Regions from separate parts of the Homo sapiens genome. Here all the other regions are linked to region 2. The links are chromatin contacts, found by Hi-C or POLR2A ChIA-PET in ENCODE. All regions are on one chromosome and are shown on one strand. The core of a region is the stretch at or near the end of the contact, and the rest is flanking DNA. Distances in the headings are between cores, read along the strand shown. Region 1 overlaps MOB3B (MOB kinase activator 3B). Region 2 overlaps MOB3B (MOB kinase activator 3B). Region 3 overlaps MOB3B (MOB kinase activator 3B).

What was found. A loop is a pair of places that touch in the nucleus more often than their neighbours do. ChIA-PET counts read pairs that join two places held with the same protein, here RNA polymerase II (POLR2A). Pooled maps may share reads with other maps.
Region 1: a map of Caco-2 shows a loop between it and region 2 (4-fold over the local background). The contact joins two enhancer-like sites. A Hi-C loop is called at or near these places in 19 of 168 maps with a recorded cell type or tissue (B cell, CD14-positive monocyte, CD4-positive, alpha-beta T cell and 14 more), 28 of 37 single-sample maps with no recorded cell type and 19 of 50 pooled maps. POLR2A ChIA-PET finds 5 or more read pairs at or near these places in 6 of 52 experiments (A673, HEK293, MCF 10A and 3 more).
Region 3: a map of heart right ventricle shows a loop between it and region 2 (3-fold over the local background). The contact joins two enhancer-like sites. A Hi-C loop is called at or near these places in 10 of 168 maps with a recorded cell type or tissue (CD14-positive monocyte, CD4-positive, alpha-beta T cell, Caco-2 and 7 more), 3 of 37 single-sample maps with no recorded cell type and 3 of 50 pooled maps. POLR2A ChIA-PET finds 5 or more read pairs at or near these places in 2 of 52 experiments (MCF 10A and naive thymus-derived CD4-positive, alpha-beta T cell).

The regions. Positions count from the first base shown.
Region 1 is chr9:27,370,182-27,373,922 of GRCh38, reverse strand. The region is part of intron 2 of MOB3B (MOB kinase activator 3B); the gene reads left to right. Among named protein-coding and RNA genes, the nearest start is that of EQTN, 75 kb to the right of the region's middle. RefSeq lists an enhancer at 3,334-3,741. Within about 2 kb of position 2,447, at least 7 of the 41 ENCODE cell types and tissues checked have a DNase peak (open chromatin) inside an H3K27ac peak, as active enhancers do.
Region 2 is chr9:27,428,193-27,431,657 of GRCh38, reverse strand. The region is part of intron 2 of MOB3B (MOB kinase activator 3B); the gene reads left to right. Among named protein-coding and RNA genes, the nearest start is that of IFNK, 94 kb to the left of the region's middle. Within about 2 kb of position 2,002, at least 4 of the 41 ENCODE cell types and tissues checked have a DNase peak (open chromatin) inside an H3K27ac peak, as active enhancers do.
Region 3 is chr9:27,390,965-27,394,584 of GRCh38, reverse strand. The region is part of intron 2 of MOB3B (MOB kinase activator 3B); the gene reads left to right. Among named protein-coding and RNA genes, the nearest start is that of EQTN, 96 kb to the right of the region's middle. Within about 2 kb of position 1,409, at least 3 of the 41 ENCODE cell types and tissues checked have a DNase peak (open chromatin) inside an H3K27ac peak, as active enhancers do.

The DNA of each region.
Region 1 (3,741 bases), core at 1,198-3,697, 58 kb after region 2:
TTACTCATCAAGTTGGGTTCATTAGGTACTGACAAACCTTTAGACCAGACTTAAAGTAGAGGAGGCGGCTTTTGGCCAAATTCAATTTAACAGTATTTTTTCATCCACAAAATAGGGAAAACAACTGCAGAGTTTGTTGGTTTTTTTTGGGATAAGGATATTTACATGGCTGGTGCCATTGGATGCCCAGGAAATAAAAGTTTCTCTTCGGAGCCAATGTAATTGAGACTTTAAATTGCAAATATTATATAATAGTCACAAAAAACTTTTATGTATTTTATTTTGGAACTTAAGAAATCCTTTTTCTATAGAATTTTCATTGTAGGTAGGTAGTATTGCAGTTGAGATGGAAGAAAGTGGGAAAATAGAGAGGGTGAGGGGATGAGCCTTGTGGGTGTCTGTACCTGGGGGAGGTCCTTAGGTCAACTTCCAGTGCTGGAAACTTAGGTATAACATGACCTTATTCAATTTAACTCTTTCGCTTATTGCTGAATCCCTAGTATCTAGCACATCTGCAAACAAATAAATATTTGCTATTGTTAGCTATTAAATTAGTTAATGAACAAACAAAGGGTGTATAGTGGGAGTTGTATCTGGCAAGGATGACTCCTGACTCCACAGCTCTGTTCAGATCATATCACATGTCAGAGACAGGGCCAGCTTCACAGTCATGAAACCTGCACTCAGAATGGCCCCATGCTTGGTTTAAGACTCTGCTGTTGCCATCTTGAAGTGCTTAATAATTTCTAAACAAGGGGCTCTGCAAATTATGTAGCCAGTCCTGATCAGAGCATAACAGTAAAGACAGAAATGTTAGTGCGTAAATCAAAACGTACAAACTCATGGCCTCTGGAGCCAATCAAATATTTTTGACCCACAGAGTGTTTTTTAAATATAAATAAACTCTTAATATAAACATTTTCTTTAGAATAGTTGGTTTATTAAAAAGTTGTAAAGATAGTACAGAGTTCCCATATATCCCTCACCCAGTTTCCAGTATCGCTAACATCTCACAAAACATTTGTCACAGCTGAGGAACTAACACATGAACACTACTGTTATTAAACTCTACACAGTATTCAGTTTTTCCCTAATGCCCTTTTTCTGTTCCTGGATTCCATCCAGGATACCACATTACATTTAGTCAGCACATCTCCTTAGGCTCTTCAGACTTTCCTTGTTTTGATGAACTTGACAGTTTTGAGGACTACCAGTCAGATGTTTTGTAGAACATTCTTCAGTGTTGGTTTGTCTGATTTTTTTTATGGTTAGATAGGGCTTATGGGTTATGGGGAGGGAGACCACAGAAGTGAAGCGACTTATCGTATCAAAGCCATATTCTATGAACACGATTGATCACTGTTGATGTTAACCTTGATCACTTGGTCAAGGTCATGTTTGCCAGGTTTCTTGACTATAAAGCCACCTATACTGTACTCTTTGGAAGCAACTCACCAAGCATAGCCCACGCTCAAGAGCTTCATTCATCTCCTTGAACAGGGAGTATTTACATATTTGGAATCTCACTACACAGGAGATTTTTCTTTTCCCTATTTACTATCCAACCATTTATTTATATCAGTGTGAACTCACAGATATTTATTTTCTACTTTAGGTTATAATGCAAAACTACTCCATCTATTTTTTTGCTCAGATTGTTCCAGTTTGGGCCATTCCGGAGCTCTTTCAGGTTGGCTCCTACGCCCCTGTCATTGTGTTTTTATTAGCACTTCCTTTCTTTCTGACACTAAGGTGTCCCAGGCCATCTTTTATATTTCCTGCCTCAGTCCTAGAATCAGCCATTTTCTCCAAGGGGCCCTGATTCCTTTATTTAAAAAATGATGTTGGAAACCAAGATCCATGTGTTTCATGTGCTCAGTGCTACGAGAGTGTTTTTCTTTCCTTCTTTTTTAATTTTTAAATTTGAATTTTTAAAATTAAGCTGTCAGCTTATAGAGTCAACTTCCAGGCTGAGTGAGCTATATAAGACTAAATAATGTTAATAAATAAAACGTTTGAAAATTTTTTAGTGTCCTTGAATTAACTAAAATTTAACCACGGGGAGGTTTCATGTAAGAATCTAGATTTCTGGATTATCTTGAAAAAAAACAGAAGGTCTGGCAGTCCTAGATCTATATTCCTGCTGGCCAACAATCAGCTAAGGCTGAGAGGCTTTTTTCCTTTCCTGCATAATACACTCTCCAGGCTGGCACAGTCCACGCCACTCCCGATCATATTACACCCAGCCTACTTTACTCATTCATGTTCCTTTGTAATCCCTGAAGGCATGTGAATATGTGATATCTTGTTTAAGACATATTCAAGTAAATAATTTACTTGAATTAGTTCATGAATTTAGCTTGACTTTGACCCAGAGATAAGATTTTAGAGCCACATTTCTGGTTTCTTCCCTATCCCTTCAACTTACCTTCGCGGGATCTTACATGCAAATGCAATGACTCACCATTTCTTGCTCAGTGCTGCCTTAACCCCTCTATGTCAGGTGGAAAAAGTCCTCAGCATCCACTCACCGTCTTTCCCTCAGATTCTGTTTGTCTGGAGAAGATCCCCCAACAGTTTTATTCCTATCTCAGGTTCATTTCAGAAGGGTCACTGTTCCCTTTGGCTCTGCAAAGCCCCGCTCAAGTTGGGTTCCAATTGTTCTTTCTGGGTTCCCCCAACTGTACAAAGAGGATCAATGACATTGCTATCTTCTCCCTTGCCCCCACCTCCTCCCATTATGTGTCTCAGCATGATTTGCCAACCAAATCTGGCTTATTGCAAACTTTAATAACTCTGGAAAACTACCTGTTTGACTTTATTTAGATGAAAATAACCACATCAATGCAAATGTACAATACAATTCGAAGAGGGAGATACTTCTTCCTCGGTATCAGTAAAAATCTGATAGATGCGTTTCTCTCCGAGATCTGCAAGGTGTGAAGAGATAACTGTGTATTAATGTTCACGGTAGCGTTACTCCTTAGACGTGACTTGGTTAAACGTGGGCCTATAGCAATTCCATGGAGATCTTTCTACCAAGCAGTGGTTTTCAGATTGTGACTCAAGGGCCAGTGCTTGGAGTTGGGAAAAGTAAGGGGAACCCAAGCAGGGGAAGCTCTTCACCACTCCCGCACAACTCAGGTTTCTATGGTTATTTGTTTATTCACTGGCCTAGTCCATTCAAGCTGCTACAACAAAAATACCACAAACAGAGTGGCTTATAAACAACAAATGTTTATTTCTCACAGTTCAGGAGGCTGGGAAGTCCAAGATCAAGGCACTGACAGATTCAGTGTCTGGTGGGTTCAGTGTCTGGTGAGGCCTTGCTTCCTGTTTCACAGATGGCAGTTTTTGCTATAACTTCACATGGAGAAAGAAAAAGGACCCTCTTTTTTTCTTTTTTTTTTTTCTGAGATGGAGTTTCACTCTTGTTGCCCAGTCTGGAGTGCAATGGTACAATATTGGCTCACCGCAACCTCTGCCTTCCAAGTTCAAGTGATTCTCCTGCCTCAGCCTCCCTAGTAGCTGGGATTACAAGCATGCACCACCATGCCCGGCTAATTTTGTATTTTTAGTACAGACGGGGTTTCTCCATGTTGGTCAGGCCGGTCTTGAATTCCCGACCTCAGGTGATCTGCCCACCTTAGCCTCCCAAAGTGCTGGGATTACAGGCCTGAGCGACCGCGCCCAGCCAGGACCCTCCTTTTTAAAGGCACTAATCCCATTCATGGGGTGTCT
Region 2 (3,465 bases), core at 753-3,252:
GGGGACCTGAAAGAAGATAGAGTGGAGACACAGAGTTCTGTGGCTGTCAGTCATCAGTGTTGTACCTTGGTCTCAAGGAATATTTACATCACTGGTCCTCATGTTATCTCCATAGTAGTTGATTCTTGCTGCCACTTAAGGTCAAGCTCTCCCTCCCAAGAAAGGCTTTGTCTTTCTAGAAGATGCCTAAGGCTGTCCTTTTTGTGGGATTGGACTCCCTCTGAATCTTGTGAAGAAATATCCAAGAAGATTCATCTGTCTCCTTCCCTGTCTCCATTTTTTTCGTGGCTCTCCTTTCAAATATGGTAATTAAGTCACTAGGCCTGTTTGGAAGGAGATCAGGAGTTAGCTTTAACAACTAAAATAAAACCACATGTTACATCTCTAGTTAAGTGAGGAATATGTTTGTTTAACTTTTGTTTCTTTGGATACAATTCATGAGGTTTATTTATTTTTAAATTGTAGGGTGATCTAGCTTCTCCTCCTTTGAGAATATAAAGAATACTGTTTTAAGGGTAGAAAATCATTTTTAAAATGAGAATTTATCTTTAAAATAATTGAATTTTTCCCAATACAGAAGGCATTTTTTCTAACTCTGCACAAAATCGCAGTCATTTACAAGTGGAGGAACCTGTTTTAAAAAATGTCTAAATTAGCATTGGCCAAATTCTTGGGGCTTTAAAGTCTCAGGTGAAATCTGATCTTTGACTGGGATTTTTTTTTTTTTTTCCCAAGCAGGCAGGATGGCAGCTTAACAAACTGTGGAACAGAATCCCATGGGGTTAATGATCTGAACGGGAGGGTTTAGAAGGTTAATGTCACGGTGGTAAGAACCAGGAGTTGTTGCGCCTACTTTCACAGAAAATACTTTAAAATAACCACCAATAAAATCCTCACTAAGAATCCAGATGAGTGGCCAAATGAGCTTTTGTGTTTCACGATGACCTGTTTTAGGAATTTTTCATCTCCTTTGAATTCCGCCTGGACGAATTCTTCTTTTACCTTGGCTTTAACTTTTCAGTTAACTATAAAAAATATGGTGTGATGTTATTGATGCAGACACACTATTTTAGTGGTTTCAAACCTTTTTATATTTTTCAAACAAAAAAAAGACTTAGAACCTTAAATGAAATAAGTAAAATTGGTTCTGCGTTGGCTGCAGTAGTGGGTGAAAGGCTCAGAGTCCGCACTCCTACCCTCCCCGCCTGGTCCTCCAAGATGAGGTAGCTTCCTTTGCTCAGGAAGCAGAACCCTAAAGCTTTGAGGAGCACAATTTGAAAACCATGGCTCCATAGCACTTGCCACTTATGATTGCCTTTGGGGCCTGCTTTCCTCTTTGTGGGAGTCAGAAATGAATCAAAGACCATGAGAGGCTGCCGGAGAGCACCATCCCTGCAGCACAGGAAAGAAAAGCCTGGGGCTCGGTTGCCAATCCCTTGTGGCCTCAGCAGTTCCTCTAAGCTTCCCTAATTGTACTAAAAAGGTGTGCCTGGCAGAGGATGTGGAGAATGAAAGTACCAGGTCAAGGAGTAGTGATGTCACCTTAAATCCAGAGAGATTGATCAGACAGGGTGAAATGTTTAAGCAACAGCTCTGGGAAGCCCTTAGAAGGCAAGTGGCACCCTCAGCAGACCATCAGGGAACTCTGTTGGAGCAAAGGGCCTCCATAGAACTTCGTTGCATTCGCTCCTGAGCTGCAGGCACTGATCTGTCTGCCTCAGACACTAACTTAGATCTTCTAACCCTCAGCACATCCTTGCTCCTCCTCTCTGATACCTAGTTTCAGAGTAACCATTAGAGACACCATCTGTGCTTTTACCTGGTGATAGTGCTTATCCTTTGAGGGGCAACCTTGAAACTCAGTATTATGGAACTTCCAAGTTCGTGACCTTGAATGGTAACTTTGAAACTAGGCAATCTTCCACCAGCACCACTGGTGGGCTGGCCCAAGCTCTCCGTCTATGCAACAGCCACAGCATCCATCTGAGTACTCCTTTTCCCAGATTCTCAGTCTCCAGTGCCCAGCCCAGCTTCCTCCTCCTGCCACTAACTGACACAGTGAACTAAGACACAGTAAGACAATGAGCCATTGTCTTAGTTCTAGTTTCTCTGTTTGTTTCCTCTGTTTAATTGTTTTAGAATCTATTTTTCTCTTAGCTATTTATCATTTTGAATTGCTCTGAGTGTGATTAGAATATTTTTAGGATGGTTTTGTCCCCTTTCTTTTCCTTTCTATGACTTCTGAGATCAGATTTCAGCTGTTGTCTGTGTGAGACACTATTATTGCTCATTCTGCATATACTACCTCCCTGATGGAGATATTTCCAAATATCACACTTTTCCATGTGGGGCTATGCAGCTGGCTGGTTTGTTTTGATGGCCATATTTCATTGGGCTTTCCAAGTGGTTCATCTTAGAGCATTATTGAGAGTTGTAAAGCCAACCAAGACCTCTTAGTTGAAGTGGGTGTAATAGGGTGTTCCTACGATTTATGAGAAGCTCTAGAAGTTTAACTCTGGGCCTTTCCCTTTATGTCATGTCATTTGTAGCACTGACCTAAAATCAGGGTGTCTCCTAAAGACTTATGGGGGTTACATATAGATTGAACCATTTTGAATTTCTAAAGTATGTATGAGTCAAGAACCAAAATTTGAGGGTGATCAGAATGTCATGTTTATTTTCCTTAGTTTAACATATCTGAGTATAGTCCCTGTTCCACCAGGTGGTGGGAAAGCCAGCTTAGACATTATTCAGGCTTTGTACCCTTCCTCAGACTTTGGTAAAGCTTCCAGGACTTAACTCAGTGCCAAAATACAAAGCAACCCACCCAGTCCCTTATCTACATGGGTTACCATTGTTCCAGCCCACATGGTCCCCTTGAGCATGCAGCATTTGTGCTAATCTTAGAGCACAGGCATCTTTGGCAGAGCTGGGAGCCATGGCACCTGCCATCCAGCCATTTTAGATATGCCCTGCAGCTATCACCTTTGTTGAGTGGCCATCTTCCCTGGCAATAAGTCATGTCAATAAATTATCCTAAAATAACTTCCTTCTGTTTAGGCTTTGGACCGCAATGAATGGAAACTCAACATTTTTACTTTGTTTTACCTTTGGCCTCTACCACGTCTTATTTCTCCACACAGAACAAACTCATCTCTTTCTAGACAACTCCTATTCATCCTTTGGGTCTCAGCTGTAATATCAGGGACTAAGTTAGAGGTACCCCTGTGAACACCCTATCTCCCCAACCGCTTTCTTACTACGTTGTACTTCAGGCATGATTTGCATCAGCATTACCTGGGAAATTGTTAAAAATGCAGAACTTTGGCCTCTGCCTGAGATCATATTGCTGAAACAAATTCTGCATTTTAACAATTTCCCTAGGTGGTCTCTGTGCACATTCCAGTGTGAGAAGCACAGATATACTAGATCATGAGCTCCTTGATCACAAGGACATTATTTTTT
Region 3 (3,620 bases), core at 160-2,659, 36 kb after region 2:
TTGTACCTTTTCTTCAAGCCTCCTTCTGGACACAGTTTATCCAATGGCTGGTATCATGTGGGTTTGTCAGTCTTTATAGCTCATTTGGGATTGCTTCTTTTGGTAGTTCTGTGTTTTGGAACTCTAGGCCTCTGCTTTTGTTTTCTTTTCCTTCAAATAGTCATTGAAGTCCAGAGTGTTGGCAGTGACCTTTGAAAATGTTTTTACAGCTTACAGAGACTTCCTGACATGTTTTATTAGCTCTTGGTGGTAGCTAATAAAGTGAGTCTTAGCAAAGCCGTGTAACATGACAGATTAGAGCCACTTCCAAAATAACCACTCACCAGAGTTATCTTGAAGGAGGCTTGACGACAGGATATTTGGCTACCGCTTTCTGTCCAGTTCAGCAGGGCATGTGTGATTACCTCTTGAAGAAGGGAGGTCATTCCTTTAGGAAATACAGTGACCAACTTATGATGAAAGAACCACAAACACTGAGAGCCCCCTGCACCAGTAAAACAGAGATGTGATTGCTGTAGGGATTGATTAATGAGTTATTCCACAAAACTTTTGCCTCCTACCTTCACAGAGTTAGAATATGAGCCAAAGCTGGTCATCTACCTTTTAAGAGGAGGAAAAGAAGTGAAAACAACCCTCCCTGAACACTCATGAGTGTTCAATAAGATCTCTCTTTTCTATCTTATCTTTATTTTTATTTTTTTACTTGGAGGAGTGGTTTAGCAAAATGACATGGAGTTTGGATTCTGGATTTCCACAGATCTGGATTCAAATCCTGCATCTGCCATTGATCAGCTGGGTGATCTTAAGCAAGTGTTCGCTTAAGACTTGGTTTCTTCATCTGGAAAGTGGGGATAATAATCGAAGGTTTGTTGTGAGGAATAAAATGTGGCCAAGTCTGTACACTGCTTAGCACAGTGCTTGACATGTAAGCACTCAAAGAATGTTAGCTATGAAGTTATTTTCTTAAATTCCTTGCAGAGCCATGTGTGAACTCTGTTTGTAGAATAATATTTATCTATATGCCTTCCTCCACCCAGGTCTACCATTTTGCACAACTCCTTGGGAACACAATTAGCAATGGGACATCATTCACATAGAATACAGTATCGATGGTGTCCTTCGAGTTCCACAACAGAGCAACTACCTCCTCATCCTCCACTTCCTCCTCTCTCTACCTCTCTCTGTTACACACACACACACACACACACACACTTCTCTGCACCCTATATAAATAATCATGCACTTCTCTGCACCCTATACAAACAAGCTTTTTAAGTTATTTTTGTGCCCTCTACAAATAATCACCTGGCCTATATTTACTTTGGGGAAATAACTTCTTCATAAATAGGCGTAACAGAAAAAGCAGAACTGACCTAGACAGCCTTTTAAACACCTATAGCAAGGATTTACTTGTACCCTGTGCATTTTGTGACAAACAAGGTGTAGAACTGCTATTTCAGATAGTCAGTAATAGCCAGGTATTAAGAATCTGTCTAATGTGAAACTCCGTCAGAATCTAAAGCAAGAGAAAAAAAGCTAAAAATAAAATGCTAGGGACAATCAGTTAATCAGCCACTTTTCCTCCTTTTTATCTCAAGCAACACTTTGTCTCAAGTCTGTCTCAAGTCCAACAAGGGTCTTAGTAGATTGTAAATCCATAGAAGACAAAACCAGGGAATGTGGACATTTTTTGAGTCCCTTCTGTATGTCAGTTGATTAATCCATGTAAGGTCATTAATAGTCATGACGATGATTATCTTTATTTTATAGATAAGGAAACCAAGACCAATTGGTTATGTAAGTGATGCCCAAATCACACAGCTAGCAAGAGGAAGAGCTTAGAATTGACTTTTTTATCTTTCCAAAACACTGGTCTCTCCACTGCCTGAGAGCTTCCCAAGTATCAGAGCTCCATTCATGAAAATGAATAGGACAGGACATCAAATGGCTCGTCTTTATTCCTACAGTTGTTCATGTAAAGGATTGTCTTTTATTCTGGGATTATAGCTTTCTTGTTTTTTTTCTTTTGTGGTGCAAAAATGCCCTTTTATGAAATGAGTGAGAGTTAGTGAGACTTTTTTAAGTGCCCTTTTGGCAACATAAACGTAGGCGACTTTATGTTGATCCCCTTGCCCAATTTTTAAAATTTCCTGGATTTTGAAACCCAGAAGTCTAGTCCTACTACGGTATACCATTTTGCTTTCCTCCAAATATTTGCAGATGTTTTAAACGTTCTCTTTGCATTATAGAATACTCTTACAACCTAGGGGCCTGCTATGCAGTTATTTCTCATTAAGCTTCAATGATGTTCAAGAATTACCTGTTCCCACATATGATAAAGAAAACTTGTTTCTTTATTTGAATTCCACCAAAAAATGGTTCTAAATAAGAATCCTCTAGAAAATGTATTAAAATATTAGATTCTGGAGCCCTGCCCTCAAAGATTGATTCAGTAGTTCTGGGTGAGACCCAAATTTGGATTTTTTGCAAGCCTCTGAGGGGATTCTGATGCTGCTTATATGGGGATAGTACTTCCAGGAACTCTTATAGAAAGGCATTGAATCTGATATGAAATTATCTCTCCTCTGCATTGAGAATTCTGTATTTTTGCCATAGAGACTTATAGAGGCATGGCATCATGTCAAGCTCAATTTTGTGAATTATATGAGATTTCTACATCTATTTTTGGTTAAAATACTGGAGCAGAATCATCTTATTTGCTTTAAGCACTTCCTCTCAAAATCAAATTAAGTAAAATTAATCTCTTCGAAGAAAAGCATTCTCTAAATTTGAAGTCACTTTTATGCTTAACTGAACATATGATACCTCCAAGCTGAATCCTGGGCCCGTCAGGGAAGTCTGAGTTCCGTATGTGACATCAGTTGGTTGCTATGGAAGTGTAGGCTGTGCTATAAATTCCAGCTCCACGCAGATTTCTCTTGATTGCAAGTCAATTGAGAATGATTTGTAATTTTTTGGATCACACTCAGAGATGCTATTTAGTGTAAACACTTACTTTCATTAAAATAGTTTAATAATTGATGTCTATGGTTTCCAAACGTTTTCAGCATCACATTTTGCACATGAATAGCACACTTCCAACAATAACATAACTCATTACATGACGGGATTATTGACCCAAGAGAGGTGAATCAGTTTATCCAGGACACAAAAATAACTTAAAAAGCTCTGCCCCCTTCCCCTAGGGACCTTTTAAGCTTTACCCACCACACCCAACCATTCATTTATATAAATAAACTTCACCAAGATCAGATATACTGCCAATATTTTAAAAAGAAGATTATTACTGAAGAATCTGCTGAGGTGAGAGGTAGGCAGTCGCCTCTGAATAGGATGTGCTCAGCCAAACACCATCCTGTGAACGTGGTACATTTAACCAAAGCTCTCTTCTTCCCAAGACCTCGTTTCAGAAAAGAGTAGGTGTGAGTAAAGGGTTCATGCCTTTGCTTCTCTACTTCTCTGCCTGACTAACTCAAACTTCAGAACTCCTCCAGGATTTTTTCTGATTTATTCTGTTCAGGCTGCTATAAGAAAATGCTGTAGACTGAGTAACTTGTAAACACAGTTTCTCACAGCTCTGGAGGCTGGAAAAGCCAAGA